2 separate regions of the Homo sapiens genome follow, and region 1 is linked to region 2. The links are chromatin loops, found by intact Hi-C in ENCODE. Cell type or tissue: lower leg skin. All regions are shown on one strand. Each heading gives the region's core, and the rest is flanking DNA. Links, peaks and the distances in the headings are about the cores only.

Evidence for each region. Peaks named below come from ENCODE experiments on the same cell type or tissue, not always from the same donor. Only the 100,000 strongest peaks of a DNase experiment are listed, where the experiment ranks them.
Region 1: a loop joins it to region 2, with 3.0 times the contacts of the local background. A loop is called at or near these places in 33 of 110 quality-filtered maps.

What each region holds. Positions count from the first base shown.
Region 1 is chr10:69,512,482-69,522,961 of GRCh38, forward strand. It overlaps a transcript of TSPAN15 not described here. Among named protein-coding and RNA genes, the nearest start is that of NEUROG3, 56 kb to the right of the region's middle. RefSeq lists a silencer at 3,258-3,307. In lower leg skin, for the core only: a CTCF peak has its summit at 3,317 (motif pointing right); a DNase peak (open chromatin) is centred at 3,340.
Region 2 is chr10:69,708,887-69,725,883 of GRCh38, forward strand. No RefSeq gene overlaps it. Among named protein-coding and RNA genes, the nearest start is that of LINC02651, 33 kb to the left of the region's middle. RefSeq lists an enhancer at 865-1,364. In lower leg skin, for the core only: no CTCF peak of the experiment used is centred there; DNase peaks (open chromatin) are centred at 7,515, 7,565 and 8,215.

The DNA.
Region 1 (10,480 bases), core at 1-8,000, 200 kb before region 2:
TGACAAATGTGTCAGTGAAACCATCACTACAGTCAAGATAATGAACATATCCATCACTCTAAAAAATGTCCTCTTGTCCCTTTGTAATCTGTTTATTATAGCCCTTCCCACCATCCACAGCCTATGCTTAAGCAATCAGAGCTCTGCTTTCTGTCTCTATAAATTACTTGGTATTTTCTAAAATGTTATATAGGTGGACTCATACAGCATGCACTCTTTCTGTCTGGCTTCTTTCACTCAGTAATCATTTTAAGATTCATTCATTTTGTAGCATATATCAGAAGTTCATTTCTTTTTATTGCGGAGCAGCATACTGTTGTATGGATACACCATGGTTTATTTATCCATTCACCTACTGATGGACGTTTTGTTTCCAGTTTTTTGTTGTTGTTACAAATAAAGCTGCTATGAATACTTGTGCATGTGTCTTTATAAAAACACATACTTTCATTTCTCTTGGGTAAATATCTAGAAGTAGAATGGCTGGATTATATGTAACTATATGTTTAACTTTTTAAGAAACTGCCAAACTATTTTCCAAAGTGGTTGCACAATTTTGTATCCCCACCAGCAGTGTATGAGAGTTCTGGTTTCCCTACATCCTTGCCAGCAGTTGGTATGGCCAGTTTTTCTTAGTCATGCTAATGGGTGTGTGGTGGTATTTTGTTGTGGTTTTGATTTGCATTTCCTTAATAATCATGTTGAGTACTTTTCGTAGACATATTTGCCATCCACATAATTTCTTTGCTGAAGCGCCTTTTGAAATATTTTCTTAAAAAATTAGATTGTTTTTGTATTATTGAATTTTGACAACTCTTTGTATATGCTGGATACGGGTCCTTGATTAGTTATATGATTTGAAAAATTTCAGTCTGTAGCTTGTCTTGTTCTCTCTCTCTTTCCTTCATGTAGAGATTGGGTCTCACACCATTGCCCCGGCTGCCCTTGAACTCCTGGGCTCAGGATCTTCCCACCTCAGCCTCCTAAAGTGCTGGGATTACAGGCATGAGCCACCGTGCCCAGTCTGTGGTGTGTCTTTTCAGTCTCTTAATGGTGTTTTCCAAAAAGCAGGAGTTTTTAACTTGATGAACTCCAACTTATCAATGTTTTCTTTCATGCGTGATGCTTCTGGTGTCATAGCTAAGAAATGTTTGCCTAAACCAAGATCACAAAGGTTTTCTCCTACATTTTCTTTTAAAAGTTTTATAGTTACGTTACAATTATGTAACGCTCTTACATTTAAGTCAAGGATTCATTTTGAGTTAATTTTCTAATATGCTACAAAGTACGCATCAAAGTTAATCTGTTTTGTACATGCATATCCAATTGCTCCAGCACCACCTGTTGAAAGCAGGGATGAATTTCCACTGAATTGCCTTGGCACCTTTGTTGAAAAGCAATTGTCCATGTATCTGTAGGTTTACTTCTGGATTTCTCACTACGTTTTGGTCAATGTTGTATAGCAAATGTCAGAGCAGACATCCTTGACTTGGTCCTGATCTTAGGGGGAAAGTGTTCAGTCTTTTATCATTAAGTATAATGTTAGATGTAGGTTTTTCATGGACATTCTTTATCCAGGTTGACTAAGTTCTCTTGTATTTCTAGTTTACTCAACATTTTTGTTGGGACTAGATGTTGGATTTTGTCAAATGCCTTTTCTGCATATTTTAGAATTTGCGAATATGGTGAATTTCATTCATTTTCACATGCTGAATTAACCTTGCATTCCTGGAATAAGCCCCATTCAGTGATGATATAGTACCCTTTTAATATATTGTTGGATTTGGTTTGTTGAAATTTTGTTTAGGATTTTTGCACCTTTGTTTAGGAGGATTGTTTTCTTGTAAAATCTTTGTCACATTTTGGTATCAGAGTCATGCTGGCTTCATAGAATTAGCTGGGAACTGTTCCTTCCTTTTCAATTTTCTGGAAGAGTTTGTAGAATTGGTGGTATTTCTTCTTTAAAAGTTTGATAAAATTCACTAGTGAAGCTACCTGGAAAATCTTCTTTGTAGGAAGATTTTAAACTATAAATCTAATTTCTTTAATGGATATAAGACTACTTATTTCTTCTTGAGAGCTTTGGTAGTTTTTTCCTTCAAGGAATTTGATAATTTCATCTAAGCTGTCAAACTTATTGACATAAAGTTGTTCATAACACTCCCTTATTATTCTAGAATCTGTAGTGATTTCATCTCTCTTATTCCTGGATATTGACAATTTGTCTTTTTTTCTCTTTTCCCTAATTAGCCTGGCTAGGGGTTTATAGATTTTAAAGATCTTCTCAAAGAGCCAGCTGGACCATTCTCATGAGCATATAAATAATCTCTTAGTATTCCCATCTTAAACAAGGATACAGACAAGCAAGGCCCTCCTGATGATTTCTCCTCTCCGGCCCCTGCCCTGTCTCTCTTTCCCTTCATAGCAACTGCTTTGAAAGTGTCTGTCCTCTCTGTTTCTGGTTCCTCTTCTCCCATCATTCTTGGACCTCCCTAATTAGACTCTTGTCCCACTTGCCCCAAATTGCTCTCATCAACATCACCAGTGACCCCTGCATTGCTAGGTCCTATGTCCCTGTGGCATTTCTCAGCTTCTTGGCTTGTCTGCCACATGTGGCCAGTTGATCATTCTCTCCTCCTTGAAATGCCTTCTTGTTTTTCCTCCAAGAGACCAACCTTGCCTAGTTTTTCTCTTACTTCTGAGGCCCCCTCTTATGAGTCTCAGTTGTTGATTTTGCTTTCCCAACCTCTTAGCATTTGAGGGCCTCATCTGTCTTTTCTATCCACAATCCCTTGTTGACCTCATCCAGCCTGGAATTTGAGGTCCTATCCACCACTCTAGCCTCAGTCCTGGGTCCCTGCTCTAGTCAGCAGGTCGCCAGGGCTGACTCAGTTCATTCGTAGCTCACACGGTTCCATCTGTCCTCTCACAGGAAGATCCAGCTCCCACCACTTTCACGTCCTCCCCCACCTTCCCATCTCCTCTGAGGCTCATTTCAATTCGGTGTGTGGAGGGACTTCTTTTATGATCACCCATTTTGCAGGAGAGGAAAGATAAAGGCCAGACTAGCTTAGTAAGTTGCAGTCCAAGAGGCCCTGCCAGCAACCTCAGATCCTGACTCCTTCCAAGCTCTTGCCTTGGCTGCCACCTTCCTGGGGCCTGAGAAGCACCTGGAAATATTATGGGGCCACAAGCTCTGGCACAAGGTCCTGGCTTTCCACAGCTCGTGACCCCTTGGAGGGAGCCTGATTTGCAGTCCTAAAGCCCAGGCAGAAGGCACAAACGTTCCCAGCAAGAAAATGAGCAGAGCTGACATGGGGACATGTGGTCGCTAGGTGGCGCGGCTGACCCACTACTTGGCAGCCAGCACTCAGCAACTCCACCCTCTCCACTCCCTAGAGCCTGGGCACCTGCCTGGGTGGCAGCAGGAGTCTGCTTTCCGCCCCCTACCCCAAAAGAGCAGACCACAAGGTGAGGGAGCCTAAAATACTATAGGTCCTGATTGTAGTAGGTGCTCAATAAATAATTATTGACTAAAAGAGTGATCATTTTGTGAAGTTCGGATAGATGAGACTTTCCCATTCCCATTTCATAGGCTGGGAAACTGAGGCCGGATACTAACGATAGGAGTAGCAACCAAGGTTACTGTTATCGACTCTCATTCGGTCACTATGTACCAGGCATTTGCTTAGCACATTTCATTCTTCATCCCATTTAGTCATCACAGCAAAAAGGCAGGGCCTTTATGATTTGCATTTGGCAGGTAAGGACATAGGGGCTTAGAGATCAGCTGACTTATTCAAGTCATACAGTTAGTGGAATAAATGGAAGAACCAGGATTTGAACCACTCTGCCTGCATCTGAGTAGCTGAATAGGATCAGGGCCAGTGCTGCCTCCTTCCCCCACCAATAGGATCTGAGGTGAAGTGCCCCAGCAGTGCCTCCACCTGGGCATCATGTGGCCACCAGAGGGAGGCCTCGGTCTTTAGACAGCTGCAGAGGGGCCTGGACTGAGGCTGGGGAGGGTGGCCATGACTTAGATGCCAGAATGAGAAGTGGGAGTACTAGGGCTCTGGAGGGCAGGTTCTTCATCTGCAAAAGCAAGAGGATGATCCCCACTTGGCCGGGTCTCTGTGAGGAGGACATGGGATCATGCATGGAAAGTTCTTAGCCCCTGCGAGGGCTCAGCACCCACCCCTCCCCCAGCACTTGCCCTTGCACTGAACAGGCTATATAGTAACAGGTCATGATAATAAACTGCAATCACTGAGGGTATCCATTTCACTGATTCGTTTTTGTATGGTCAGTCTCCCCCACTGAGGGGTGGGATGGTGATCTGCTTTCTGCTCTGCTGTCTCCTGAGAGATGAGGTTGTGGTGCCTGGGACATAAGGGGTGCTCACTAAGCAGGTGCCAACCCAGGGAATGGAAATGGCCTGGAGCTGTGGCCCCTGCACTGTCTGGGCCCCCAGGACTCAGTGGGCTCACTGGATCCCATGTGTGAGCCCCAGAGGGCCAGGCTCAGCATGTTGGACTCCTTATAGGCTGTGGCCAAACCTTTGTCCCTCTCTGACCTCTGCCTTCTCCTCTCCAGAAGGGGCATCTAAGGCTTTCCAGGTGTAATGGCTCAGGGAGTGGCTGTGCCAGGTGTACGGGTGCCCTTTGATGTCACCTGTCACCTCGCTGGTGGCTGCGCTCTCCCTTCCTCTCGCTGCTCCTGTGTCTTCTCCTCCATCTGCCAAAGTCACCATGCCAGGGCTGCCCCCAGCCCCAATATCCAGTGGAAAAACCCAGAGAAATCACACAAATAGAAAATATCCACATCAACTTGAGAAGCTAAGCCTGCGCTTGAGGCAGTTCTTGGAGCAGCTTCTAGCAGGGGCCCAGACCAACACCATCAGCAAGGAGCTGCCGGGGGCTCGGCCCCCTGAAGGAGGTTTTTATGACTGGCCTTAGCTGCCCTCCTGAGGCTGACAAGGGCTCCACTGGGGAACCTCTGGGCAAGTCGGTGGAGGGCCCCTCAGCATCATCTGGGCCTTGCTGGCAGCAAAAGTGGGTCTCAGAAACCAACTCCCATGAGAGGAGCCACCTGGATAGAGAGTGGGCAGTGAGAGCAGGACACAGGTTCCACCACAGAGCAGCAGAGACACCCAGAGGCTCCTGGTCCATGGTGCCTGGGGGATCAGAAGGACTCACACCCGGAGGGGAACGGGCCTGTGGAGAATGTTACCCTGGCCAGGACCCGGCTGGCACCACACGCCCCAATATCCCTGCCTTGGCTCTGTGAGGAGGGCTCTGCCAGGGTTTGAGGGGCCTGCGTGGGAGCCAGGGCAACCCATGCATCCAATGCCCTGTGGAAATAACTCTCCATTAGAGGAGCCACCAGGAGGAAAACTGGGCCCATGGGAAAGGGGGTAGCTACAGGGAAAGGAGAACAAGAGGGCGAGGATTGCGTCTTACGATCACTGTAGCTCCTGCACCTCCCAAGACACATAGTAGGTGCTCAATAAATCTTTGTTGACTGGACACACAACTCAGAGTACACCCTTCCTCAGTTCTACATTGCATTGGCAAAGACAGAATATGTGTACTTCAGGCTGTATGTAGGGTACAGAGAATACTTCTATTAGATAAGGACAATCCGTGGTAGGAGACAGTGATAAACAAAAAATACAGTAACTGACTTCAATTTGCATTGAACGCAATGAATAGCAGATCTGAAAATGTAAAAATCAAATGCAAGATATCAAAGGGCCAGATGGAGAAATGTGCAAAGAATGCAAAGGAAAAGGTTATGGACAGAGCATCACTGAGAACACACAAGGACAAGGGTCACGGGTGTCTCACCCGAGTGCCTGCCATGCCCTCCCTCTACCAACACCCCCGCCACCCCAGAGTAAAGGAAACAGGAATAAATAGAAGTTATTAAAGAAGTAAACTCTTGATTTTTTTTCTTTTTCTTGAGACAGAATCTCGCTCTGTCACTAAGGTGGAGTGCAGTGATGTGATCTCTGCTCACTGCAATCTCCACCTCGTGGGTTCAAGCGATCCTTCTGCCTCAGCCTCCTGAGTAGCTGGGACTACAGGCGCACACCACCATGCCCAGATAATTTTTGTATTTTTGGTAGAGATGAGGTTTCAACATATTGGCCAGGCTGGTCTCGAACTCCTGACCTCGTGATTTGCCTGCCTTGGCCTCCTAAAGTGCTGGGATTACAGGCGTGAGCCACCGCACCCGGCCATAAACTCTTGATTTTAAAAAGTAAAAGAACTCAGTAAAATTAACAATGTGCAACTCCTGTGGCAGTCCTTCCCAATGTCTTCAATGCTTATAGAGAAACATGGTATCTATGAGTTTCCTGGGTAAAGGGAGGAGGCACCCAGGCCCTGGGCTTAGGGGATTAGAAACTCAACTGCCTGTGGCCCACTCACTGCCCACAGATGAGCCCTAGAGACAGTCACATAGGTGCTCTAAGAGACGGTCACGAGGGTGTCTGTTGCAGCACTGTTTATAATAGTGAAAAATGGGAGGACTGTGGTATGCTTCTGCGTGGAATAGTATACAGCTATTTAAATGAAGGAACTAAAGTTCCATGTATCCATGCTCAAGAACACAATGCTGAGGAGAAAAGCTAGTTGCATAGTGATACGTAGGGCTGGGCGCGGTGGCCCAGGCCTGTAATCCCAGCACTTTGGGAGGCTGAGACAGGTGGATTGCTTGAGCCCAGGAGTTTAAGCCCAGCCTGGGCAATGGGAGACCCTGTCTCTACAAATAATAATAATAAAAAAACTATCTGGCCGTGGTGGGGTGCTCCTGTAGTCCCATGTTCTTGGGAGGTTGAGGTGGGAGGATCTTCTGAGCCCAGGAAGTCGAGGCTGCAGTGAGCAGTGATTGCACTATTGTACTCCAGCCTAGGTGACAGAGGGGAGACCCTGTCTCAAAAAAAATAATATATTGCTTATGGATGTCTATAAGAAGAAAAGTAAAAAATAAAAACTAGAAAGAGATATATCAAATTCATGAGACTCTGTAAAGGGAAAAGGAAATGCGCCTGTGGATCAAATGATATTTGACTTTGTACAGCTTTATTTATTTTCTTTAAAAATCAGAAACAAAAATGTTCAAATGTAAATATTTGTTCATTAGGGATATCCATAGATGGAAATGTATGTTATTCTCAGTAGCTTTCTCTACTTTTTGGTGAATTTTTTTTATTGTGCTAAATATATTAATACATAACATAAAATTTACCATTGTAACCATTTTTTTTTTGAGAGTTTTGCTCTTGTTGCCCAGGCTAGAGTGCAATGGCGTGATCTCGGCTCACCGCAACCTCTGCCTCCCGGGTTCAATCAATTCTCCTGCCTCAGCCTCCCGAGTAGCTGGGATTACAGGCGTGTGCCACCACACCCGGCTAATTTTGTATTTTTAGTAGAGATGGGGTTTCTCCATGTTGGCCAGGCTGGTCTTGAAGTCCCGAACTCAGGTGATCTGCCCGCTTTGGCCTCCCAAAGTGCTGGGATTATAGGCATGAGCCACTGTGCCCAGCCCCATTTTAACCATTTTTAAGTGTACAGTCCAGTGCCATTAAATATATTCACCATGTAGTGCAACCATTGCCCCTATACATTTCCAGAATGTTTTCTTCATCCTAAACAGAAACTCTTCACCCATTCAGCCATACATCCCCACTTCCCCCTCCCTCAGTCCTTGTAACCTCTATTCTATTTTCTGTCTCTATGAATTTGCCTTTTCTAGGCTCCACACAAGAATGGAATCACACAATATTTGTCCTTTTATGCCTGGCTTATTTCACTTAGCATAGTGATTTCAAGATTCACCCATGTTATAGCATTTGTGTCAGAATTTTGTTACTTTTTATGGCTGAGGAATATTTCTGGCTGGGTTGGTGGCTCACACCTGTAATCTCAGCACTTTCAGAGGCAGAAGCAGGTCGCTTGAGTCCAGGAGTTTGAGACTGGCCTGGGCAACATAGGGGACCCCATCTCTACAAAAAATACAAAAATTAGCAGGCGTGGTGGCATATGCCTGTAGTCCTAGCTACTCGGGAGGCTGAGGTGGGAGGATCACTTGAACCTGGGAGGTGGAGGTTGTAGTGAGCCGAGATTGCATCATTGCATTCCTGCCTGGGCGACAGAGCAAGACCTTGTCTCAAAAACAAACAAACAAAAAAATCCATTGTATGCATATACCACATTATGTTTATCCATTTATCTATTGATGGACATTTGGGTTATTTCTACATTTTGGCCATTATGAACAATGTTGCCATGAATGTTGATTTACAAATATCTGTTTGAGTTTCTGTTTTTGGTTCTTTTTGGGAGTATACATCTAGAAGTGGAGTTGCTGGTCATATGGTAATTCTACATTTAGCTTTTTGAAGAACTGCTGAGCTGTTTTCCATAGTGGTTGCACTGTTTTACATTTGTACCCACAATGCCTAAGAATTCCAGTTTCTCCACACCCTTGCCAACACCTGTTATTTTCCTTTTTTTTTTTTTTTTGGACAATAGCTGTGATAGGTAATTTCATGTGTCAACCTGACTGGGCTGAGGGCTGCCCAGATAGCTGGTAAAACATTATTTCTGAGTGTGTCTGTGAGTGTGTTGCAGAAGAGATTAGCATTTGAATCAGTAGACTGAGTAAAGAAGATCTCCTTCCCCAGCGTGGGCAGGCATCCTCCAATTCTTTGAGTGCCTGAATAAAACAAAAAGGCAGAGGAGGCCAGGTGTGGTGGCTCACGCCTGTAATCCCAGCACTTTGGGAGGCTGAGGCAGGCAGATCATGTGAGGTCAGGAGCTTAAGACCAGCCTGGCCAACATGGCGAAACCCTGTCTCTACTAAAAATACAAAAATTAGCCAGGTGTGGTGGTGCACACCTGTAGTCCCAGCACTTTCGGAGGCTGAGGCGGGCAGATCGCTTGAGGTCAGGAGTTTGAGACCAGCCTGGCCAACATGGCCAGAAACCCTGTCTCTACTAAAAATACAAAAATTAGCCAGGCGTGGTTGCAGTGAGCCAAGATCACACCAGTGCACTCTGGCCTGGGTGACAGAGCAAGACTTTGTATCAAAAATGAATAAATAAATAAATATATAAAATAAATACAATTAAAAATAAAAGAAAAAAAGCAGAGGAAGGGCAAATTCATTTTTCCTGCTTGAGCTGAGACATCATCTTTTTCTGCACCTGGACATCGGTGCTCCTATCTCTTGGCCTTTTAGACTTAGAGCAGGACTTACAACATTAGCTCCCTGCTTCTCAGGCCTTCAGACTCAGACTGAATTACATCACCAGCTTTCTGGTTCTTCAGCTTGCAGATGGCAGACTGGGGACTTCTTGGCCTCCATAATGACATTAACCGATTCCTGTAATAGATCTCCTTTATTGTATATCTCTCTATATGACATTGGTTCTATTTCTCTAGAGAACCCTGATACAACAGCCAACCTAATGGGTGTGAAGTGGTATGTCCTAGTTTTGATTTGCATTTCTCTAAGGACTTGTGATGTTGAGCATCTTTTCATGTGCTTATTGGCCATTTGTATATCTTCTTTGAAGAAAAGTTAATTTGGGGCCAGACATGGTGGTTCACACCTATAATCCCAGCACTTTGAGAGGCTGAGGTGAGCAAATCATTTGAACCTAGGAGTTTGAAACCAGCTGGACAAATGGCAAAACCCTGTCTCTACTAAAAATACAAAAAAAATTAGCTGGGTGTGGTGGCAATGCCTGTCATCCCAGCTACTGGGGAGGCTGAGGTAGGAGGATCACTTGAGCCTGGGGAGGTCAAGGCTGCAGTGAGCAGTGAGCGCAGTGGCATGATCCCACAACTGCACTCCAGCCTGGGCAACAGAGCAAGACCTTGTCTCAAAAAAAAAAAAAAAAAAAAAAAAAGAAGGTCAATTTAAGTCTTTTATCCATTTTTGAACCAGATTGCTTTTTTTTTTTATTGTAGGAATGCTTTATATATTCTAGATATCAATCACTTATCAGATATATCAGGAGTCTCTGACCCCCAGGCTACAGACAGGTACTGGTCCATGGTCTATTAGGAACCAGGCTGCACAGCAGGAGGTGAGCAGCGGGTGAGCAAGCATTTCCACCTGAGCTCTGCCTCCTGTCAGATCAGTGGTGGCATTTGATTCTTATAGGAATGCAAACCCTATTGTGAACTGTGCATTCAAGGGAACTAGGCTGCATGCTCCTTATGAGACCCTAATGCCTGTTTCATTCCGAAACCATCCCCTTCCATCCAACCCCCATTCATGGAAAAATTATCTTCCATGAAACTGGTCCCTGGTGCCAAAAAGGTTGGGGACCGCTGAGATATATGATTGGCAAATATTTTCTCCCATTCTGCAGGTTGTCTTTTCATTTGCTTGATAGTGTCCTTTGATACACAAAAGTTTTAAATTTTGATGAAGTCCAATTTATCTATTTTTTTTGTCACCTGTA
Region 2 (16,997 bases), core at 4,215-12,214:
GGGAACTCTCCCATCTCATCACCTTTGGGTTTCAGCTCCTTGTGAGTTCTTTCCTTTTTTGAATATTTCCCTAACATTCTGCAAGCTCAGAAATGTGTTTTAAAATATGTGTTATCACATATCCAGGCTCTAGTTCTTTAGCAAGAGGGCCTTTCTAAATATCTAGTTTGCCATAATGTTGGAGTTAGAAGTCCTAGTCATCCACTCTCTATCCATCCTTTCATCCATCTGTCACTGATTTTTCTCTGTATTCCTTACTCATTCTCCTTTAGTCACCTCTGTTGTCCCCAGTTCTTTAATGTTTCAGAGAAAACAGAAGATCATTCCCTTTCAGGACTGACACAGTTGAGAAAACATCTCTAACACACTGACCCTCCCTAAAAATGTCCTTCCTCACTTGCCAGCCCTCACCTCCTGCATGGCCATGCTTTATCCTGGCATCTCAGGACCAGTGTTGGAGGAGCTTTCAGCAACAAGAAAGTGCCCTGCTGGCTTCACCCTGTGATTGTGACCCTATGACCTGGAGTTCATGGGCCCAGGGTCACTCTAATGGGGTTGTGGGGAAGGGCACAGAGCCAGGGGTGGGTAGCACCAGGGTGGGGACATGCTGGGATGTTTGGGTCTTGAGAACAGAATCAGCAGGTGCAGCCTGGTCCAGAACAGCCCTGACAACATATGGTCCCAGTCTCTGGAACAAGCCTCGCTTGTTAAAAGAGGAAAACAAAACAGCCCATCCTTCTCTGCGTATGGTTAATGCATGTTTGAAGCTGTGTGACTTCTCGAGGGTCCCAGTGGTGGCCTCTGTGTAGTGTTTGGTCAGGCTGGCTGCCAGCCCATGCCCTATCCCTGGCACCCCCACCCCTCCGTCCCAGTTTCTGTGGCAGTAAATCACTCACATGCTCTCTCTGAAGGGAGAGGTCTGGGACCTCCTGGGCTGGGCAGACAGAGGGCTCCCGGTACAAACATGCTCTGCTTCTTCCCACCAGCAGACAAGCGGCCTCTGCAGTTGAAAAGGATTTGCGGGGAGGTGGAACAGTGGGGGAGATTGTTGGGGTGGTAAAGGAAGAGAGATAATATGAAGCTTGCTCTGTCCAGAGGCCTGCGGGATAAGGTGGGAACCAAGGTCAGTATTTCCTTGGAAAGTCAGTACTTTTCAAACTTAAACGTGCATGGGAATCACCTGGAGGTCTTACTCAGGTGCAGATTCTGATTTGGGAGGTCTAGTGTGGGGCCTGAGATTCTGCTTTCCTAAGAGGCTCCCAGGTGTTGCCCATGCTGCGGGGCCAGAGGCTGTAAGCAGCAGGGCTAAAGGGGCACTTGAGAGAGGCTGGGTGGAGCTGCACCACAGAGTCACTTGGAATGCTTTAAGATATTGTCTGGCCCCACCCCAATCAATTGAAGCAGACTCTGTGCTTGCACCGGGACACCTGTGTGTTTTCTTTTTTAATGCCCCACTCCCTATCTACCCCAGGTGGTTTGAATATGCAGCCAGGATTGAGAACCACTAGGCTAGATTATGGGAGATCATTCTCCACTTTAAAATTAGAGATCTGTGACCACCTAATTTGCTGTCACAGTGGGATGGCTGGAAATGACTTAACATTGTGCTCTTCCCAGGAGCAGCTTCATATTCACCAAGGGTTGGGAGGGGAGTTTTGCTTGGAAGGAATGACAATGGCGGAACTCCAGGGGGAGAACAAAGGACTGGCCGCATCTTGCCGAAATGGCCATGCTATGTGATCTTGTCTCAGCAATTTCATGCCTTGGGCCTCCGTGTCTTGGCCCTGACCAGCACAACTCCTGTTTTGTTCTGTCTGTTCAGCCCAGAATTCCCAGAGGGCTTGGAGCTTTCTACTGATCTGGAAGGTTCTCTTCCCCTCTCTTCTCTTCTGAGTGAAAAAGGCAGCTGGGAGGCCCCCTGCCCTTCTCCCCTCCAGTGATCCGAAGCCATGGCTGAGAATAGTGGGAATGAGGTGCTAATGCCCCCGTCTTGAGTAGATTTTCCCCCCACGGCACACACATCTGGTTTCCATTTTCTTCTGCAGCAGGCCCCATTGAGCAGAGCCTTCCTCTTTGAATCTCCTGAAAAATCATGTCCAGAGGCCAGGTTCAGCCCCCACCCTGACCCCAGTCCTCAATGCAGCAAAATTCCTTTCTCAGGGACCCTTGGCCCAGTCTTCCCCATGGTCCTTGGGAGGCAGGTGGGGCCCTCACCAGAGGGGAGAGCAAAAGGCTGGGGTGGTGTGGGGGACATTAGAGGAGTGCTGGCTCCCTGGAGAACTGGGGAAGTAGGAAGGTTTGGGAACACCTAAAAAGAACAGGAGGAGTGCATGAGCCACCAGGAAAAATGAGTGCCTACTGCCTCCAGCTGGGAGGACTGCAAGCTCTTCTTGCTCTCACCCAGACCCCTGGGCACAGAGACAGTAAGGGCCAAGTGGGGATGGGATGGGGAATTTTGGGGTCAGATTCTACCTTAAGAGATGTCAGGGTCATAAAGACAACACACTGGTCATGCTCATTGACTGGAGGATGTCCCGGTGTCCCTTCTGTCTTGCATAGCACACTGTGGTGGTCAGGGGCACTGGCTCTGGATAGCACAGGACTGGGCTGAATTTTGGCGCTGCACTCACCCTAGGTGGGTCATGGAACTTCTGAGTCAGTTTAATCTTCTGCGAATTTGGAGTATTAGAGTAAAAATTGAATTATAGTAGATAAACACAAGCAAAGCATTCAGCCTAACACATAGGAAGCACACATAGGAAGTTAATAAATGGTAGCAAACACATAGGAAGTTAACACATAGGAAGTTAATAAATGGTAGCAAACATCTATTATCCATTCATCTATTCACTTAACCACATATTGACAATTTGCCTATCTGCCCGTCTACCTCTCTGCCTGTCCATCTCTCTGTCCACTCATCTCTTTATCCATCCATCCATCCATCCATCCATCTCTTCAACCAGACATCCATTCATCCATCCATCATCCATCCATCCATCCATCCATCCATCCATCCATCCATCCATCCATCCATCCATCCAACCAACCATCCATCCAATCCATATGATGGCAGGGATATTAGGGTTCATCTGTTCCAGCAGGTTTCCCACCTGGGAAGCTTGTTAGCTGGGCTGGTCCTAGACCCTCCCTCAGAAGTTCTTATTTTATAAATCTGTGAGGGACCCAGGAATTCACATGTTAAACAAGCTTCCCAGGTCATGTTGATGCAGGTGGTCCTTAAGCCCCTCTGAAGAAACACTGACCTAGCACCTCACCTCATTTTACCAAGGAGGAAACTGAGGCAGAGAGGGCGACTTCCTGTCTGGGCTTTATCCCGTCCCCTACTGCCCCCATGAGTGTGGTGTGTGGGGGCAAGTGTGACCAAGAGCCCTGGGAGGGCAGCGGAGGGCGGTTGGCAGCCCATCACGCAGCCCCCCTACCCTCTCACCCACCCCTGCCCAGAGACACTGCCCTGACTCCCACACTGAGCCTGTCAGGGACCAGGGATTTATTCCTGTGGGCCGGCTTTTCGCCCTTTCTTTCCTGGGTTATTTATGTCCCTTGCCTTTTATCTCCCGCCCGGCTGGCCCGCAAGGCCCATTATGTCGCTTTGGCTGTGGCCGCATCAATCTCCAGCCCCGGGAGCCAGGCCCCCAGCCCATCTCATCATTTATTTTCCAGGTCTCCCTGATGCTCAGCCGGCAGCTGTCCTGGTGTGTGGATGGCCCTGGCTGGCGTCCTTCTCAGAGAGGACCATTGTTGGTGGGTCTTGGGACTGTCGGGTCAGATGGGCCACGGGCAGCTTGTCTGGGGCCTAGGAGTGCTGTGACCTTTCAGGAATTAGCATGGCAGTAGGGGCAGTGTTCTGGTTGTCAGGACTTCAGAGTCCCAGCCTGGACCCTGCCAGTGACTCCCTGGGTGATGTTAGACAAGGAGCAGTAACTAGATAGGACGATCCAGGTTGTAGCTTCCAGTGCTCCCAGATGTGTGACAAGTGCTTCCCAAACTATGTCTTATAAATGTGTGCTTTTTTTTTTTTTTTTTTTTTTTGAGACGGAGTCTCACTCTGTCGCCCAGGCTCTGGAGTGCAGTGTGGCTCACTGCAACCTCTGCTGCCTGGGTTCAAGCGATTCTCCTGCCTCAGCCTCCCGAGTAGCTGGGATTACAGGTGCCTGCCATCGTGCCTGGCTAAATTTTTTTTGTATTTTTAGTAGAGACGGAGTTTCACTGTGTTGGCCAGGATAGTCTCAATCTCCTGATCTCGTGATCTGCCCGCCTCAGCCTCCCAAAGTGCTGGCATTACAAGTGTGAGCCACCATGCCTGGCCGTGTCTTATAAATTAATAAACATTTATTAAAAAGTCAGAGACAATTCCATAACCAAAGTTTGGAAAACTCTAGCTTGAACAGAGGTGTCGTGAGTTGAATGGTGCTCCCCAAAAGGTATGTCCATGTCTTAACCCCAGGAACTTGTGAAAGTGACCTTATTTGGAAAGAGTGTACTCGGCAGATGTAATCCAGGGTCTCAAGATGAGATTACCCTGGATTTAGGGCGGGCCCCAATCCAATGATGAGTAAAAGGTGAGGGAGACCTGCAGGGTAGAGGGGCACGTAAGGAGTGAGGCAGAGACTGGAGTCATGCAGCCCCAAACCAAAAGATGCCTGGAGCCATCAGGAGCTGGAAGAGACAAGGGAGGATTCTCCTCTAGGGCCTTTTGAGGAAGGACAGTCCTACCCATTCCTTGATTTCAGATCTGTGGCCTCCAGAATGGTGAGAGATAAATTTCTGTTGTTTTTAGGCCATCACATTTGTGGTAATATGTTATGGCAGCCCTAGGAAGCTGATACAAGAGAGAAACAATGTTGTATGCTGCAGGACTTGTCAGGGCCTTTAGTAACAAATGTGCATTAGGAAGCACTAGGGCTGCAGCATAAAACTGTGACATGGGCCAGTCGCAGTGGCTCACACCTGTAATCCCAGCACTTTGAGAGGCCAAGGCGGGCGGATCACGAGGTCAGGAGATCGAGACCATCCTGGCCAACATGGTGAAACCCTGTCTCTATTAAAAATACAAAAAATTAGCGGGGCGTGGTGGCGGGCGCCTGTAGTCCCAGCTACTCAGAAGGCTGAGGCAGGAGAATGGCATGAACCCGGGAGGCGGAGCTGGCAGTAAGCTGAGATCGCGCCACTGCACTCTAGCCTGGGCGACAGAGCAAGACTCCGTCTCAAAACAAACAAACAAACAAACAAAAAAACAACTGTGACATGAAGCACTTGACTGGGGAGCTCCCCTCAGGACTTGTGTCTTAAAGAGCACATTTTGGGGGATGCTGACCTATGACTTGGTGGGAGAGGTTGGGGAAGAAGGGAAAGTGTGGGGGAACCTGCTTGGTCTAATCTTTTTGGAAATGAGGTGGGGGTCATGGAGTCCGGGGCTCTGTCCCAGATGCAATGAGGTGAGGGACTTAGGATCACAGGCAAAGGAAGTCACCTTGCAGCTCAATCCACTCCCAGAGGAAGTTTGGGTTAGAGGGGTACAGGGAGGAAGCAGCTGGAGGAATCCTCCCAGCACACCTTTCCAGCCTGCAGGCCAGGCCGCTGCCTGTCCTGAAATCCTCTCCCGCCTGCCAAGGACAGGGTGGTGGGGGCTCCTGCACCCTAGATGTCTCTATTCTGAAGAGCCAGGCTTGTTTGCAAGCCCAGGGAGCTAAGAGTTAACGATAATCACCATAATGATAATTCCAGGTATGATTTATTGAGAGATTACCCCTGCCAGAACCTGTGCTGAGTGCTTTATGCATATTAATTAATTAATTCATCACAACTGTATTAGCCCATCTTATAGGCGCAGAGATGGAGGCACAGAGAGGTTAAGTAGCTTGCTCCAAGTCACACAGCTAGTAAATGGGAGATCCAGGATTTAAATCCAGGTTGTCTGACAGCTCTCAACCATGAAGTCACACTACCTTCCCCCAGATGCAGGAACTCTAGGAGAGAATGCTCATTCATTCATTCACTCAATATTATTGCTTGCCTGCGCCCTGCCAATTGCTGGGCCAAGCCTTCAGGCCACAGCGCTGAGCCTGGGAATTCCGGGACCCAAAGAGTCCTTACACAGCATGGTGGGGAGGCAGCCAGGACACCGAAGATGGCAGTGATGGTAGTGCTGGGGACAATGGCCACAGGGTGTTGGTAGGGGCTTCCAATCCAGTCTCAGCGCTCAGGGACTGTGCCCTGGACTCAGTTTCTCTTTTGTTCACTGAACTAGGTATTCACGGGCAAATGGGGGTCAGCCCAAAGGAAGGGGGTTCAAGCTGAAAGACGTGAGAAGGCTTCATCCTGAAGCAGCACGCTGTCTTCCAGGAGCTGGGTCTACTTGGCCATAGCTAAGAGGATGGGATGGGGTTTGGGAATGGAGCCCTTACCCACAGCCTGCAAGGGAAGCAGGTGGTCCAGAAGTCTGAAGTAGGCACAGATGAGACACTCAGCCTCCAGTCTCCAGCATCACTCCCTCACACGAGGCTCTGCCGAATGACAATAGCTCCATTTATCCACACATTTTGCGCCAGACATTTTGCTAAGCGTGTTACATAAATGGCCTTCTTCAATCTTCACTGAAACTCCATGGGGTGCAGTTACTGCTAACTCCATTTAACACAGGAGAAATCAAGGCTCCTTGTGGTTGTGCTACTTGACTGTGCTGGGGGTTGCACGTGGTCTGTTGGACAGAGGCCTAGATTTAACCAGGGATGACATTCAACATGTTTCACAATAGGGGCTTTGGAGACTCTGACCCCTCAGTTAAGATGCCACCCAGAAGCTTGCTGGTGTGCACCGGCTGAACGTCAACTCTACTTGTAACCAAAGCAAGCACTTGGAATCATGCTGGGAATATAGTAAGCACCAGAAAAATGTAGCTATTCCTTTTCTTGTTTTCTTTATTAATCACCCTGTCTGGGACTATGGGGAAAGCGGGCCATTCTGTTCCATCTCTCCTCCCATTTTTTTTCTGGTATATTTTTCAAAGCTCTTATTTACAGGCTATTTTGCTGCTCAAGAATCTTCAATTGCTCCCCTTTGCCTACAGAGAAAACTCTAACTCCTCTGCCCAACAGTCACGGGTCCCCTTGGCTGGCTCCAAACTCCCTGTCCAGGTGGACTTCTGCCTGCTCTCTAAGGAGGTCCTTCTCCCCCAGGCTGCCTCTTCGCTGTGTCCCGATGCGCCATGTGCTTTCCTCCCCGGGGCCCTCACTGAGCCATGACCCCTCCTGAAATATCTCCTCACCCTCTTCACTGACCTGACTTCAAGGCTGCTGAAATTCTGCCTCCACCAAGAAGCCTTCTGAATACTCCGGCACTCAGAGGGCTCCCATTTTTAAATGTCCTGCAGCTCTCTCTGTTCTGCTAACACTTGTTCACGTGCCATGTGGCAACTATTTTTGGTCTGCTTCCCACAGCCCAATCACAAAATCAACCTCTTGGTGTCAGGAGTCAGCACTTCCCAAACTTTTATGTGCCGTGAATCACCTGGAGATCTTGTGAAGCTGCAGCTCCCGGGTGAGGAGGCGTGAGGTGGGGCCCAAGACCCCGCATTTCTAACAAGCTCCCAGGCGATGCTGTGTCCTGGGGCCACACTTGGAGCACAAGGGCTGAGCCATCCGGCAGAGCCTCTGTCCCTTGGTTCTCAGCCCTGGGACCTGAGAAAAATACTTCTCCTGGGCCCTACCTCCAGAATCTCTGCTTATTGGTGGAGAGCGAACCAGGTACTGGTGTGTTTACAGAGCTTTTCAGGTGACTGTGATGGGCAGCTAGGATAGAGCCACTGAGCTGGCACCGTCCCTCACCCCAACAGGTGTGCGTTTTTATGTGGTCCAGGATTCTCAGATTAGACCCTGTTGGAGGGCAGGAAGCTAGTTCCTTAGGCATGGGGCAGGCTGGGGCAGCCAGAGCCCTACAGTGTTTTTGTGGGTGGGTGCCCACTAACCACTAGGGAACTTTGAGGGGATAGAGAGAGAGCATCCTCCCTGCACGGTCCCAGCCAAAGGCATCTCTGAACCCACCGACACCATCCACCACAAGGCACAGACAGTTGACAACTCAGGAGGGACCAGGAGGGGAGTCTCAGGAGCGGTTTGGCCAGAAGCTCCCTCCTCCTGCCATTCGGCCTGGCTGGGCACCTGGGAACCAAGGACTCCCCTCCTGGCACCCAGGAAACCGCCACTGTGCCGAGTTAGAAGGCACAGGGCGCCCTCTGCTGGGAGGTTTGGGTTTGAGCATTTCTCCCCAGGGACTCAGGTAGAATGGGGTAAATCAGGGGAGGGCAGGGAGGGCTGTTCTGTGTCTCTTCTTTGTCTTCCTATTTCAGGGTCTGCAGAGCCAAAATCCAGTTTAGACGAAGGATCGCAGGTTGAGACTCTGAAGGGTGGGACGGATTTGCTCACGCAGCCAAATCACACTGAGGCTCTTTCTGCCCGTTTCACCTTTTCCTTCTCGTTATCATCACCGTCAGCACCGATCCACCTGCACTGGCTCAGGCTTCGAGGCAACAGGATTGAAAACACAGCTTTTGTTCTGTGTCTCCAAGAAGGCTCAGCTGCTCTGAGCACCCACAGTTCCTGATCTGGACTCCCTTGTGGTTTGTAACGCACTTGAGTCAATGTGGGGTCAGTGTTAGGAGCAGTGGTGATGAGAGTTAGAATTCAGTCTGGGGCTAGGACCAACGGGCATTCTTACAAAGTCAGGGATCAGACTGCATCCAGAGTCCAATCACCAGGTAAGCACCAGCAGGTAGGTCCGGCTCACTAAAGGCTATGGCCAAGCCTCTGGCCACAGTGAAGGAGGCCCGTGTCTGGGAGACCAAGGCAGAAGAAGAAGACCGAGAAAGCAGAACATGTCCCTGTTTCCTCCAGCTCCCCCAGGATGGCTGCTCTGAGCTTTCATGATGCTATGGGCCCGTAGTTCAGGGGTCAGCACGCAGTGCACCAATGGCCAGCCCTCTGGGCTTGACTCCATGGTGGGCCCACCCTGTGGCTCTCTCTCAGGGTGCAGTGTCTTACTGTAATATCTATCAACTTTGTCATAAATGCATGTTCTTGGCCCAGGGGAGGGTGAGCTATACCGAGGGGAAGGGGTCCAGCATTATTTTAGGGTGGAGAGTCAGCATGTGAACACGTGTGGTCATTGATGCTACTGTAGACCAGGGGCGTGAAACCTGGGGCCTGAGGGTGGGCGCCGCAGGCCACTGAGGGTCCACAAACCCACCTGGAATTGTGTGGGATTTGTGTGTGTCCAATTTTATGTGGTTTTCCATCAGATTCTCAAAGGACCATAACCAAAAATTAGTTTAGAATCCTTGCCTAGGCCTATTCTTCCCTTTATTTATTTACTTGGAGACAGGGTCTTGTTTGTTGCCCAGGCTAGAGTACAGTGGCACAATCACGGCTCACTGCAGCCTCGACCTTCCAGGCTCAATTGATCCTCCCACCTCAGCCACCTGAGTAGCTGGGACCACAGATACGCACTTCCACACCCGTTAATTTTTGTACTATTTCGTAGAAATGGGGCTTCACCATGTTGCCCAGGCTGGTCTTGAACTCCTGGGCTCAAGCAATCTTCCCACCTGGGTCTCTCAAATTGCTGGGATTACAGGCATGAGCCACTGCACCTCGCCCTTATCTTTTTAAAAAAACACTTTAAAAATAGCTTTATCGAGGTATAACTGATAGAGCATGAATTGCCTATATTTAAAGTGTTCAACTTAATAAAAAATGTTGACATATGTATACATTGTGAAACGATCACCACAATCAAGACAGTGAACATCCTTATCACCCTCAAAAGTTGATCTGCTTTCTGTCACTATAGATGAATTTGAATTTTTCTAGAATGTTCTATTAATGGATGCATACAGTGTATACTTTCTTGGGTCCAATTTCTTTTATTCTGCCTAATTAATTTGGTGGCCATCCACATTACTGTGTGTGTCAGCAGTTCATGGCTCTTTATCACTGAGTGGTGTTCCATTGTGTGGAAGGACCACAATTTGTATTTCCATTCATCTGCTGATGGACGTTTGAGTTGTTCCCAGTTTTTGGCTATTACAAAGAAAGCTGCTATGAGCATTCATGCACACATGGGCAAATGCTTTCATTTTTCTTGGGTGGAAAGAAGTTGTTAAACTGTTTTCTGTAATGGAATGTCATCTTACATTCTCTGCAGCAGCGTGTGTGAGTTCCAGTTGCTCCATGTGCTGGCCAACACTCACTAAAGTTAGTCTTTTTAAGCTATTTTTAGCCACTCTAGTGGGTGTTCAATTTGCATTTTCCTAATGACTAATGGTATTGAGCATCTTTTCACATGCTTATTTGTTATCCACATATCTTCTTTGGTGAAATGTCAGTTCAAATATTTTGCCCACTTAAAAAATTGGGTTCGGCCAGGCGCAGTGGCTCACAACTGTAATCCCAGCACTTTGGAAGGCTGAGGCAGATGGATCACCTGAGGTCAGGAGTTCAAGACCAGCCTGGCCATCATGATGAAACTCTGTCTCTCCAAAAATACAAAAATTAGCTGGGCATGATGGCTGGTGCCTGTAATCCCAGCTACCCGGGAGGCTGAGGCGGGAGAATCACTTGAACCCGGGAGGTGGAGGTTGCAGTGAGCTGAGATCATACCTTTGCACTCCAGTTTGGGCGACAGAGAGAGACTTCATCTCAAAAAAAAAAAAATTAAAATAAATAAATAAATAATTAAAAATGGGGTTGTTTGCTGTTTGATTGAGTTGTAAGAATTCTTTATATATAGTCTAGATATAAGGCCTTTGCTGGATAAATTTGTTGCAAATATTTTTCCCAGTGTGTGGTTTGCCATTTCATTTTCATAAGCATATATTTTTGAAGAGCAAACTTTTAAAATTTTGAAGCCCAATGTATTTATTTTTAATAGTTTGTGCTTTTTGCATTACATTTATAAAACCTTTTCCAAATCCAAGTCACTAGGGTTCCTCCTATGTTTTCTTCTAATTTTGTAAATTTAGCTCTTACATTTAGGTCTATGTTCTTTTGAGCTAACTTTTATATATGGTGCAAGTTATGAATCTAAGTTATTTATGAATTCAAGTTCCTATTTATTTATTTATTTTTGCATGTGGGTATCTAATTGTCTAATTGTTCCAGCACCATTTGTTGAAAAGATTATCTTTTACGCATTACCCGGCACCTCTGTCAAAAATCAGTTGATCACATACAAGTGGGTCTACTTTTAGACTCTATTACTTTCTCCCAGGTACAGATCTCCTTCTCTGTGGGTGGATGTTTGGCCATAGCCTTTACTAAGATGGACCTGTCCGCTGGTGCTTACCTGGTGATTGGACTGTGTACCTGGGCTGCCTTCTGACTCTGTAAGAATGACCCCTATCTCTCGTTCCAGACTAAATGTCCACTATTGATCTATTGTCTATCTTCATACCAATACCCTATTGTCTTGATTACTATAGTTTTTAATAAGTCATACAATCACATAGAGTAAGTCTTTCAATATTGTTCTTTTTCAAAGTTGTTTTGGCTGTTCTACATCCTTTGTATTTCCATATAACTTTAGAATCAGTTTGTCAATGTCTACAAAAACCCTACTGGGATTTTAACGGGGATTTTATTGATTTAATGGGGATTTTATTGATTCTATATATCAATTCGGTGGAAATATTGTCTTATAATATTGTCTTCCAATCCAAGAACACAGTATATCTCTCAATTTATTTAGCTTTATAATTTCACTCAGCAGTGCTTTGTAGTTCTCAGTGTAAGGTCTTACACATCTTTTGCCAGATTTATCCCTAAGTATTTCATATTTTTTCATTCTATTGTAAATGGTAGTATTTTATTTTATTTTATTTTATTTTATTTTATTTTATTTTATTTGAGACAGAGTTTTGCTCTTGTTGCCCAGGCTGGAGCGCAATGGTGCCATCTCGACTCACTAGAACCTCCACCTCCCGGGTTCGAAAGATTCTCCTGCCTCAGCCTCCCAAGTAGCTGGGATTACAGGTGCCCATCATCATGCCTGGCTAATTTTTTGTATTTTTAATAGAGACTTTGTTTCACCATGTTGGCCAGGCTGATCTTGAACTCCTGACCTCAGGTGATCCACCCACCTTGGCCTCCCAAAGTGCTGGGATTACAGGCATGAGCCACCAAGCCCAGCCTATGGTAGTATTTTAAATTTCAATTTCTGATTCTTGGTTGCTAGTATATTCGAAATACAATTGATTTTTGTATAATGATCTTAAATTCTATAATCTTCCTACTCACTTATTAATTCTAGTACCTTTTTTGTAAGTTTTATATGATTTTCTTTTTTTTTTCTTTGAGACAAAGTTTCATTCTTGTTGCCCAGGCTGGTGTGCAGTGGGGCAGTCTCAGCTCACTGCAACCTCTGCCTCCTGCCTCAGCCTCCCAAGTAGCTGGGATTACAGGCACCTATAGGATTTTCTATGTAGACATTTATGTTATCTGCAAATAAAGACAGTTTACTTCTTCCTTTCAAATCTGGATGTTTTAAATTTCTTTTTCTTGCCTTATTACACTGGCTGCAACCCCAGTGCAATGTTAAGTAGGAATGGCAAAAGTGGACATCCTTGCCTTGTTTCCAGTAATGGGTAGCAGGGAAGTTTTCAAGCATTTACTCCTCCTTGGCTTTTATTGGCCCTGGCAGGGGTGACCTTTTATAACTGGTTGGAGGACCCCAATGTTTGCCCCAGGGCATTGCGCTCTTCTTTCCAGTGTTTTGGTGCAAGCCCTGTTGAGCGTGAAAGTGCCTTGGGGACAGGGATGGTATATTTGACTCCAGCTCTCTACACCGTGCCTGGCATGGCACTCAGCATGACAAATTCTCATTGCCAACCAGGTCACTAAATCAGGCCGAAAGGGCCTGTTTGTACTGCTGTCCACCCCATCCCCTTTGCTTTCCTCCTGGACAAAGGCAGCCATGCTTCCCTCCTTTCCTTCTCTTCCCCTCCAGAAACCTGAATGGAAGGAGACATGAAAGGAAAGCACTCAGGTTTCACCAGCATCAAGTTACTTCTATGCGGTGTCCTCATTCGAAAATAAACCTGAGGGGGTAAGGGAAGGGGAGGTGGTGACAGAGACAGGAGAGAGCTGTTATCACAGCTCTGCTTCCAGGCTGTATTTTTAGGCTGGCATTTAGGTTTGGCCTGGGGACAAGGGGCTGGAAAATGCAAGGCATTTCCTCTTCCTGTCAGCTGAGACACGGTGTGTGTGTGAGTGTGTGGACAGGGCCCTGCCACCTTCCCACTTAGCGCCTCCAGAATAGCAAACAAAATACACTTCCTCCGCAGGCCTGCTGCGCTCCTCATCTTGAGACTCTATCAAGGCTCCTCCCCAAACTATGAGCGCTGTTAACAGCGCTAGGCAGCTCCTCAGCCATGGGAGGGACGAGACTCTGAGGTCCTGGGGGGGATATTTTAGAAGGTCTCAATGACAACATAACAGGTTCATTTGTTTACTTGTTTATTCATTACTGCTGTGTATCGTGCATGAGCTACGTAACCACTCTGTGCCTCAGTTTCCCCATGGAGATGTCACTAAAACTTGCTTCATAAGGGCGCTGAGAGGATTCAATGAGTTAATACTGGATATAAAGTGGTAACGTGCTTAAAACAGCACTTGGCAGGTAGGAAGGGCTGAGGAAAGGTTTGCTGTCATTATCTGAGTGCCTACTGCATACCACCCTTGAGCTTGGGTCCCCCGGGGGCAGGGGCTTCGGTGGTGAATGAGACAGGTACTGTCTCTGACCTTTTGTAGTTTACTCAGTTGGAGACCTGGTTGCCGCCTTTGAGCAGTGTAAGTTTTCAACCACAACTTTGGACCAGGGTCCTGGAAACACATGGAGTGAAAGGTCTTCTTTACCACTACAAGGTGACAAACTAATCAGAGACACGAAGGTGTTGATGTTATTAGCACTTTGTGGAGCTCTGGCTGGCTTTGTTTCTTTTTTGCTCTGTGAAGTTGTTTCACATCTCCGGGTCTCATTTTTCTCACTTGTAAAATGAGAGGGAGAATACATACAGTGGGATATTATTCGGCCTTGACAAGGAAGGAAACTCTGGCACATGCTACGACACGGAGGAACCTGGAGGACATGATGCCAAATGAAGTAAACCAGTCCCAGAGAGACAAATACTGTATGATTTCACTTGTGGATGGTAACCAGAATAGTCAAATTCAGAGAGACAGAAGGTAGACTGGTGGTAGCTGGGGCCTGGGGGAAGGAGGAGAGGGGAGTTTTTGTTTAGTGGGGATAGAGTTTCAGTTTTGCAAATGTAAAGAATTGTGGAGATAGTGGTGACGGATGCACATTATGAGTGTGTTCAATACCACTGAACTGTATACCTAAATAGTTAAATTGGTAAATTTTATTATATGCATTTTACTGTTTTTTTTTTTTTTTTTTTTTGAGATGGAGTCTCGATCTGTTGCCCAGGCTGGAGTACAGTGGCATGATCTCAGCTCACTGCAACCTCTGCCTCCCAGGTTCAAGCGATTCTCCTGGCTCAGCTTCCCAAGTAGCTGGAATTACAGGCGCATGCCACCACACCCAGCTAATTTTTGTATTTTTAGTAGAGATGGGGTTTCACCATGTTGGCCAGGCTGGTCTCGATCTCTTGACCTAGTGATCCGCCCACCTTGGCCTCCCAAAGTGCTGGGATTACAGGCGTGAGCCATCATGCCCAGCTTATTGTAATTTTTTAATTTGGAAAAAAATGAGGAGAGCAGTTAAAGTAGATGGTTACCTAGGTCTGTTCCAATCCTTCCTTCTACAAACCAAAATATCTCTTTCTTTCCTTTCCTGTTGTCTTTCTCTTTCACACACAGTTATCAGGGCTGCCTGCTCCAGAGCACAGGTTGTGCACTGCACAACTCCAGGGAGTGCCCTTCTTCAAGACTGCAGCGTGGGTGGCACAACTTGTTCAACTGCATAATCCAGTCTGTTTCTGATCTACCTGATCAGAAGGTAGTCTCTTGTGTCCATCTCCTGAGTTTATGCAAAGTAGAAAAAAAATTCAGCATCAACTAGAAATAGCAAACAGAACACATTTATCTGATCTTCCCCCTTTGTATCATCCATTACATTTAGAAGATTGTTTTATGGTTGGTTTCTTTTGCCTGAGACTTAGCAAGTGCTTGTTGACATTCCCAGTCATTCATTTTGCAAATATTTCCCAAGCACTCACAGTGTGCTGGGCACGGTGGAGGTGCTGGACACAGCTAAGCATGGAGTCCCTCGTCTCATGGCACATGCATTATAGTTCCAGGAGGCAGACCAGAAACACGCAAACAAATAGGAAGCCAACGTACAAGAGTGTTAAGTGCCATGTAGACAATGACTGATGGTCCTGGGCAGGATGGCGTGAGGGGTTGCTTTAGACTGTGATAAAGGAAGGCTTCCTGGGGGAGGTGATATTTGAATTGTCACCTGAATGACAAGAAGGAGCCAGCCAAGTGTATGTGGGGGCAAAGTCCTCTCGGGTCTCCTCACATCGGGCCTGGCAGGGAAGGGGTGAAGCCACCTCGTGCTCTTGGCCTCTCTTCCTCACTCCTTGCCCTGTCTTCTCCACTTTCCTCCACCTGAGGAAAAATCCCCAGAGGCCTTCCATTCAGATAACGGAGAAGCCTTTGCAAGAGGGGGCTCAGAAATCTCCACCCAGACTGGAGCCTCTCCTCCATCCTTCCCCTTCCTACAGATCCCAGCAGAGAGAAAGGAGTCGTTCAGGTCTCTCTCCTGAGTAGATGTTTGGGGTGGATCTCCTCTGTCAAGCCAAATGTTACAGGGATTTGTGAAGGCCACCCAGGAGAGGGGAAGCCCAGCTTACTCAAAGGCTGCCCTGACTGGGATGGTGGGATAACCAGGATCACTAGATCAGGCTGACAAAGAACAAAATTGCCTCCACTGTCCACAAGAATGGTGGTGGGAGCACCCTGTTGGAGCAGGTGGCCATGAGTTCGAACCCTGTCTCAGCTTCTTACTGGCTGGGTGACTTTGAGGAGGCAACTTCACCTCTGTCTCAGTTTCCTCATTTGTAATAGGGGTGCTGTGAGGACTAGGAGAGTTTACCCACACAGTGCTCAGGGCAGCATTTGGTGCACAAAACACGTGTGTTTGCTCCGACGTCATTTTCCAGGAGGGTTTCTGTCCACTGCAGAGTTGTCTTCCATTCGTCAGCAATCTCTTTTCCACCTCTACAAACACAGCCTTGGCTCATTCACAGAAGTCTTGATCTGGAAGAGACAGAGCTATAGACAGGTCAGGGGAGTGCCTGATGGGAGTTTCTGGTATGTGGGAGAATGGGGCAGCCTATGCGGGACAGTGTTTTCCTGACTGTGTGGACCAGTGTTTTGAGCTTGAATATGTAGGTATCTACATTTGCTTCTCTAATCAAGAGAGAGTTCCTTACTGCATTCTACTAGCAAAGCCCATCCATCCATCCATCCATCCATCCATCCATCCATCCATCCATCCATCCCTCCATCCATCCATCCAATCCATCCATCCATCCAATCCATCCATCCAACAAATATTCCCTAGCACTTATTTTTGCTAGGTATTGTGCTGGCTTTGCAAAGGTAAGTACTTTATCCTAGGTTCCCCTGGAAACACAGCCTGTGGTCAAATTTATGTGCTAATGTTTTATTGTGGGGTGCAACCCCCAGCAGCAAGAGTGAGGAGGGAGAAAAATAAGGCAGAGGGGAAGGAAAGCAAAACCCAGCTGTGCCCTTGGCATGATTTGAGGGCTTCGGGGCAGCCATGGCTTCTGAAAGGAAAGTTTTGAGTTCAGCATGTCTTCTGTGGGGCTTTCTTTGCTTCTTTTTAAAAGCTTTATTAAATAATGATAAAATATACATAGACTAAAACTTACCATTTTAATAATTTTTAGGTATACAGTTTAGTGACATTAAACACAATGACATTGTTGTGTA